Linked DNA regions of Homo sapiens: region 2 is linked to region 1. A link is a contact called in ENCODE Hi-C or POLR2A ChIA-PET data. All regions are on one chromosome and are shown on one strand. The core of a region is the stretch at or near the end of the contact, and the rest is flanking DNA. Distances in the headings are between cores, read along the strand shown. Region 1 overlaps TBC1D22A (TBC1 domain family member 22A). Region 2 overlaps TBC1D22A (TBC1 domain family member 22A).

Region 1 (3,706 bases), core at 364-2,863:
AGCTCACTCTGGCCAGTGCCTGGGGCACCTTCCCCGAATCCCAGTAAGGCTCCTGCCCAGCAGTGAGGGGTGTGGGCCAGGAGCGCCTGTGCAGGGTGCAGGCCTGTGGTATATGGATTTGAAGACATGATCATTTAAACAAGATTCCCCCAAAATAGGACAACACACAACATCGGCCCCACCTCACGTGAGAAACTTGTCAGACAGGTGCAGTCCTGCAGGGTCACAACAGCCCAGCACAAGCCCCACACTCTGCGCTCCCGCCTGCTGTGGAGGGGCCAGGACAGGCCAGGGCCGGGCTCCAGCAGCTGGTGGAGAATGCGGGAAGGAGGAGGGGAAAGGACAAGCCAGCATGGATGGCCTGCAGCCAGGCTGCCCATGGCTAAAGGATGCCAGCTCCTGGCTCTCCCCAGGGCTCCCCCACCTCCCCACATCAGGCTGTGGCTCCCACATCCGCCGTCTTCACCGGGATGCGCAGCACGGGGTGCACAGTATCTCACACAAAGCGACTGCTTGATCAGTGTGGCTGAATGAGAAACCAGTCTCCTCCCTGAGGAATGCCTGGGAGCAGGAAGGAAGCAGGAAGACCGGGGTTGCCACAGCCCTCCCATATCAGAGCCGAGACGCCAAGTGAGGTTGGAACGTCACTTACGTGCCATGTAACAGTGGATCAAAGGGGGGGTGCTGGGCACCATACACGTGCTGGATGCTGATGGAAAAGAAAAGGAAAACCAGTGAGCCTCTCTCCTGCCTTCCCAAGAGCCCTCCACCAGCTCAGCCGAAAGGTGGGCTCCCAGGAACCCACAGGACTGAAGGAAGCAGCTCCTCATGGGCTGTCGCAGGCCCCCCTGCAGCCACCCGGGGTCCTGAGGGCCCAGTTCAGAAGGGATGAGTGGCACCATACAAGCCCACACCCCACACCCCACACAAGCAGGGCATTCAGCCCATCCCTGAGAATGGACCTCAGCCCGACAAGCACCACCACAGACCCTCGGGCATCTACACGGTGATGAGGGTGTCTGGGAGTGCAATGAAGGAACTGAGGCCTCTGCCCACAGACTAAAAACTCGAAGAAACGCCCACCTGGGAATTCTCACCTGCCATCATTTTGTCTGAAATTGAATGCAGAATTGCAAAAGATAAATATAATTTTTTAAAAGATTGAACAGGCTTGGCACGGTAGCTCACGCCTGTAATCCCAGCACTTTGGGAGGCCAAGGCGGGCGGATCACCTGAAGTCAGGAGTTGGAGACCAGCCTGGCAAACATGGTGAAACCCTGTCTCTACTAAAAATACAAAAATTAGCTGGGCATGGTGGTACATGCCTGTAATCCTAGCTACCGGGAAGGCTGAGGCAGAAGAATGGCTTGAACCCTGGAGGCGGAGGTTGCAGTCAGCCGAGATCGTGCCACTGCACTGCAGCCTGGGTGACAGAGCAAGACTCCATCTCAAAAAGAAAAAGACTTAACAGTTTTACTATAAAAGTCTTACATGCATCAGAGTAAATTTGGAAAACTGATGGAAATGAAATACCCCACGTGGCAGACACTGTTGGTTGACTCATCAACCTCTACCCAGAAGCCTTTGCTCCTTTGGCTGACGTCAGCCACGGCTGGCCCTGTGACACACATTTATTTTTCATAGCCGGCAAGAAATAAATGCTGGTTTTTACTTTTCTGGAAAAAAAAAAAAAAAAACAGGCTTAGCTAGCACCCCTTTGGCCCCCAGCTTCTTTCCCTTTTTTCCACCTGGAACACAGAGGTGAGGCCTCAGCCATCGTGCGTGAGTGAAGATGCCACCATGAAGGGCAGCAGGGCAGACAGGCAGGAAACAGCATGGGGCTGTGACAGCTTTGAGCTGCTGCCCAACCCTGCGCTGCTCACCACAGACTACCAGACACAGGAAATAAACGAATCTCTGTTTGTTGAAGGCAATACTGGCAATGTTGGGAGGCCGAGGTGGGCGGATCGCTTGAGCTCAGGAGTTTAGGACCAGCCTGGGCAACATGGCGAAACCACGTCTGCACAAAAAAATACAAAAAAATTGGCTGGGCGTGGTGACATAAGCCTGTGGTCCCAGCTACTTGGGAGGCTGAGGTTGCAGTGAGCCAAGATTGCACCACTGAACTCCAACCTGGGTTACACAGTGAGACCCTGTCTCAAAAAAATAAAATAAGTGATTACAAAAAAATGGCCGGATGATCGCTTGAGCCTGGGAGGTGGAGGTTGCAGTGAGCCAAGAATGCACCACTGCACTCCAATCTGGGTTACAGAGTAAGACCCTGTCTCTAAAAAATAAAATAATATAGTGATTACAAAAAAAGTAATAAAGATATTTGGAGACAAATATTTGCACACAACTATGATAACCTCTTGGGGATAAACTCCTAGAAATGGAAAGCTTGGGACATAAAGCACACATTAAAAAGGCCACTGGTCCACACTGCTGAAGAGCCGTGGTTCATATCCCACCAGCAGTGTCAACACCACACACCACTGCTCATTCAACAAGAGAACAGTGGTCTCCGTGTCGGCTATGTGCCTCTTCATTCATTAGTAAGGTAAAACTTTTTTTTTTTATTTTGTTCATTTGTACCTCTTCTTTTTGTAAATTGTCTGCTCATACCCTTTGTCCATTTTCTAATGAGGTGCTCACCACTTTCTCACTGCTTTGTAAAAAAAAACCTTGTAAACAGAGGATTCCTTCTTAGTCGTTCTGGTGGTGTGGTCAGCAGAATAACGGCCCCCACCCAAGACGTCCACATCCTAATGCCCAGAACCTGTGACTACGTCACCTTACATGGCAAAGGGGACTTTGCAGATGCAATTAAGAATACGAATGAGGTGGGAGACCATCCTGGGCAATCCGGATGGGCACAATCTAATCATGAGTACTCAAAAGCAGAGAACCTTCCTGGCTGTGGTCAGAGCAGAAGAGACCGCGGAAGGTCACACAAATGCAACATGGCTGACTCTGTACGTGGAGAAAGGGGGCTGTATGCCAAGGAACGTGGGCGGCTTCCTGGAGCTGGAGAGAGCAGGGAAAACGCTCTCCCCTGGAGCTTCCAGAAGGAACCAGCCCCGCCAACACCTTGGTGTTAGCCCAGCGAGACCCACATCAGACTTGCAAATTCTAGAACTCTAGGATACCATGTTTGCTGTAAGCCAGTAAGTTTGTGATGATTTGCTAGAGCAGTCACAGAAAGACAATGGCGGTGGCCAATCTGTTTTCCTTGGTCTGGGAGGCTGAGCCACTCTTGTGTCCTTTCCTCGTGACTCCACTTTGGGGACGACACTTGGAAAGGCCTGACCCTTCTGAGAGTGCATAAACATTGCCGTGTGCTAGTTCAATCCTTCTAGAGGGCTCGTTCCTACCCTTAAGTTTTCAATCCACCTAGAATTTATTTTATTTTGCTATATAGTGTTTAGTAGGAAACTTTAAAAAAAAATAAAGAAGGGTTCAAATGTCATTTATTCAGTAACCTCTCCTTTCACCCACTGCTTTGAGAACATCATCTTTAACGTTAAAATATTACATTGGGTCATTTTTCAGTTTCCCACTCAGTTTCTATTCAGTATCCCATTCCTATGCCTGCAGCACAACATATTAATTATACCAAATGTTCACTTTTATATTCTAAGATTTTTCAGCAAAACTTGACAAACATTTTTTTGATACTGACTCTCGGACAGGGCACTGGGGAGGC
Region 2 (3,706 bases), core at 520-3,019, 180 kb before region 1:
GCAACCACGAACCTGCCTCTGTCTCTATGGAGTTGCCTATTCTGGACATTTCACACTGCTGGAATCAGGCTCTGCGGCCCTCTGTGACTGGCTCCTTCTCACTGAGCACAATGTTCTCCAGAGTCATCCATGCGGCAGCCCGTGTCAATGCCTCACTCCTCTTCACGACTGAGCCGCACCCCTACGGCCAGGCCACGCCGCGTCTCTGCATGCCTCGGCTGGTAGACCCTGGGCTGTCTCCACCAAGGGGTAATGTGGACACAGAGAGCCGGTCCCGTGGGCGGGATCTGTCCCTATACACCAGGCACCAGGCACAGACATGAGTGAGAGACCTGACGCCCTCAAGATGCTCATGAATTAAAGGGGAAAACAAGCGACTTTAAAGATTGGAAACATCAATGTTAGGTGTCGGAGTCACCCAGTGGCATGGGGAAATGGATGGGTTCCTCCTGGGACCCGGGCTTGTGAAGGACACCATTGTCCACAGCATACCGGGTGCAACCAGGCCCTCACTCTCTTGGCCCATGTTTTCACCCTAAAAGGCAGGTCCCAGTTCCCCATTCCTCGAATGCGGGGCTAGGATGACAAGTGCTGCTGGCTGGCCATGGCTCTGTCCCCTGACCCTCCTCCCAGCCGGGTGTGCCCATGACACCAGCACTCTCCTGGTGGTTCTGTCCACCCACCGGCTCCCTGCCGGGCTGCAGGCTCTCCCTCCAGCAAGTGGCAAGGTGTCTGGTCTCAAAACTCTGCTGGCGCAGGAGCCCGGGTTGACCTGAGCACACCCTCTGATGAAGCCCCCACAGGGACTCCCAGGGAAAGGCCCTGTCTCCCAATTTCCCACGGCAGCCCAAGGTGGGAGGTGTTATTTCTGCCGGTTCACAGATGCAGAAACTAAGCCTCCACGCGCTGATCAGTGTGCTTTGTGAGGCAATGGTGGGAGTGAGCAGGACAGGCCTGCCTCGACTCCAAGTCCAGCCCCCTCGTAACGCCTTTCCTACTGGAAGGACCGGCAGCAAAAGCCAAGCAAATAGACAGGAGGGTAAGTGGCCTCCCCCTGGCATCACTTCCTCCCTGGGAAAACAGTTTGGGCAGAATCAACTCAACGTTCTGCTGGCCTAGAGTGGGTCTGATTTTATTTCCTCTTCTCAGGGAACTGAATCAGCAGCAATCATCAGCAGGCTTCCTCTGAGAAGTTTCCCATCGACGTATCCTCTTTCAAGGGCCTTCCAAGCATGGAGACATTTCCTCAGAGATAATAAGAGTAAACAGGGAACTAAGGCCTCCCAGACCTTGACAGCCTCTGCCTGAGTGCACAGATGCAGCTGGGCTGTGGCAGCTCCGACTCGCAGAGCCAGGCGCCGCGTGAGCCAGGCAGGAGCCTCGCTCTCTTGGTCTGTTTAGCTGGCTTGTTATTTTATCTGAGGAAATGTCAGTGGCCTATTCTAGGTGTCATTTCTCACAATGGGCCATTTGTTACTCTTCAAGGTAATGAAGTAATGGCATTTAACTCAGAGAGCCCCCGTGGTGATTTGTCTTCTAAACGCCAGGAGAATTGGAATTACCCTTATTGTTAGAATGAGATAAATATCCCCCGCCAGAGAAAGCATCCCCCACTTTGGCAAAGGCACACAGAGTGGCACAGGGCACTCTGGACTCCAGGCTGTGACAGCGGGGTGAGGGCCAGGACAAGCTGCAGAAAATACCCACGGGCTGGTGTGTCTGGCCCCTGGGGAGATAGCCTGGGAAGGTCCAAGGCCACCCAGAGGAGCCCTGTCCCTGGGTGTATGGCCCAGGCGGAACTGCAGGCAAGATCAGCAGGTTTTCCCTGGCTTCTATCTGTTAGATGCTGATATACAAAACCAGAGTCCACTGTGGGGAGAGAATGGTCTCTGAATCAAGACTCGGAGATGGCCAACACCCATGACAGATTTTAACCCAAGACCTTCCCACTCAACGGTACACACTGTCCGCCAGGCATGCTGCCACCCATGAGGCAAGGAGGGAGAACGAGAAGGGAGCAAACTGGAACGAGGCACGACCTGGGAAGCCCCATGGCTGGGGCCTGCATTGACCAGCATTGGGATGCTCACAGCCGGGCAAGCCACAACAAGGAGGACAGGTTTATCTCCCAAAACATGTGTCACTCCATAGGACAGCAGAGATGACAGCACTGACACCAATCGAAAAAAAGATTTTTCAGGTAAGATCACAAATGAGAAAGGAAAACACAGACATGGTAATTCCAAGCAATCCCAGGGTTCAAAGGAAGAAACGCGATTGAAAGGAAAAAATGATCAATACACAGGTGAAAGCAGAGACAGGAAGCAGAACCAGATGCCAATCAACGGAGGGTGGGGCCTAATGAAATGACAGCCATGGCTGTGGCCCTGGGGGTGGGGGTCAGGCAGGGGGCGGCTCTCAGGCCCCGGGGCCTTGGGAGATCTGGGCTTAGAGATTTCTTCCTGGGTCATGAAGACATGCCCAAGCTGCCTCAAAGCAGCTGGATTCCAGGAGGTGGGTAATTCACAGGCATCCCTGGGCTGTGGGGAGGGCGAGGGGAGATGTATACAACCTCAGCTTCCTCCCAGCCAGGAAGGACCTTGACAGCCTGGGAGCCATGACAGAGATGGGCCACTGTGGGGACTTTCTACAGTGACATTTTTGCAAACACATAATTAAAAATAATGAAACTTAAACCAGCGCGTTTCCATCTGAAATATGATTGTATCTTTTACTTTTCTCATTTAATTATAAACATTAACACCAGCATGTATCACAGTGTTCTGGGACTGCATTTGGCCCTTTCTTCCCCTACATCAGTCACCACACCTCCCTACAAGGGGCAGCCCCGTCCCCTATACTCTGGGGACACCAAGTTGAGAAATGTGTCAGTCCTGACCCCAAAGAGCCCGCAAGGTGGTGGGATGGCGAGTGCACAGGCTAACCCCAAGGGAACCTGGAGGAGGCAGAAGAGGCTCCCACAGCCCAGGGCAGAAGATCAGCAGGCCCAAGTGGACCACAACAAAATGTGAAGTCATGGCACATAAAAACAGACACTGAGTTAAAAACCATCTCGCTTGCCTTCTTAGACCACAGAAAGGCTTTGGGGGATGATTTAACTAACCTTCTTTGAAAATGCTGCCCTGCTATAGTATTAAGGAAAACAACCAATTTGTAAAATAAGCCCCCCTTTATCAACAGCTCCATTTACATGGAAAAGTCTAGCACTGCATCTACAGAAATCTACACAGAGGGGCATCATCCAGGGATGCCACACACAGGAATGTCTGAACACTCCTGCAAGGTGGGGGGAGTGGGGCGGGAAATTTGCACTATTTTCTGCAGAAGGGCAGAGAGTAAAAGGGAATGTCAATTTTCACAATGAGCAGTTATTTCTGCAACAGAAAAAAACAATGTTTAAGCCACTTAGAACAGTTTAAATAAGGCCTGTCTCTTCCTCAGATAAATACCCCTAGAGCAGAAGATCCCACGGGTGGTGGTACTCCCCTTGTGAATGTTTTGAGAAACTTTCAGGGCATTTGGGGGTCAGAATGATTAGGGTGGGGGGTGCTGCTGGCATCCAGTGGGCAGGGCCGGTGCTACAAGGTGGGGATAGCACTGCACAGTCACCACGTCCAGCCTGAGACTCCACCAGTCCACGTGGATGGAGAGATGGACGAGTGGACAGATGGATATGGGTAGACGG

Evidence for each region. Hi-C counts contacts between places; a loop is a spot of excess contacts on that map. ChIA-PET counts read pairs that join two places held with the same protein, here RNA polymerase II (POLR2A). Pooled maps may share reads with other maps.
Region 2: a loop to region 1 is called in a map of IMR-90, with 2.3 times the contacts of the local background. The contact joins two enhancer-like sites. A Hi-C loop is called at or near these places in 1 of 168 maps with a recorded cell type or tissue (IMR-90) and 2 of 50 pooled maps. POLR2A ChIA-PET finds 5 or more read pairs at or near these places in 1 of 52 experiments (Caco-2).

The regions. Positions count from the first base shown.
Region 1 is chr22:46,789,523-46,793,228 of GRCh38, reverse strand. It overlaps TBC1D22A (TBC1 domain family member 22A), which reads right to left. Exons shown (of 13, transcript NM_014346.5): 2 at 653-709. Among named protein-coding and RNA genes, the nearest start is that of TBC1D22A, 29 kb to the right of the region's middle. RefSeq lists an enhancer at 1,629-1,738. Within about 2 kb of position 1,613, at least 19 of the 41 ENCODE cell types and tissues checked have a DNase peak (open chromatin) inside an H3K27ac peak, as active enhancers do.
Region 2 is chr22:46,968,919-46,972,624 of GRCh38, reverse strand. The region is part of intron 8 of TBC1D22A (TBC1 domain family member 22A); the gene reads right to left. Among named protein-coding and RNA genes, the nearest start is that of TBC1D22A-AS1, 55 kb to the right of the region's middle. Within about 2 kb of position 1,769, at least 19 of the 41 ENCODE cell types and tissues checked have a DNase peak (open chromatin) inside an H3K27ac peak, as active enhancers do.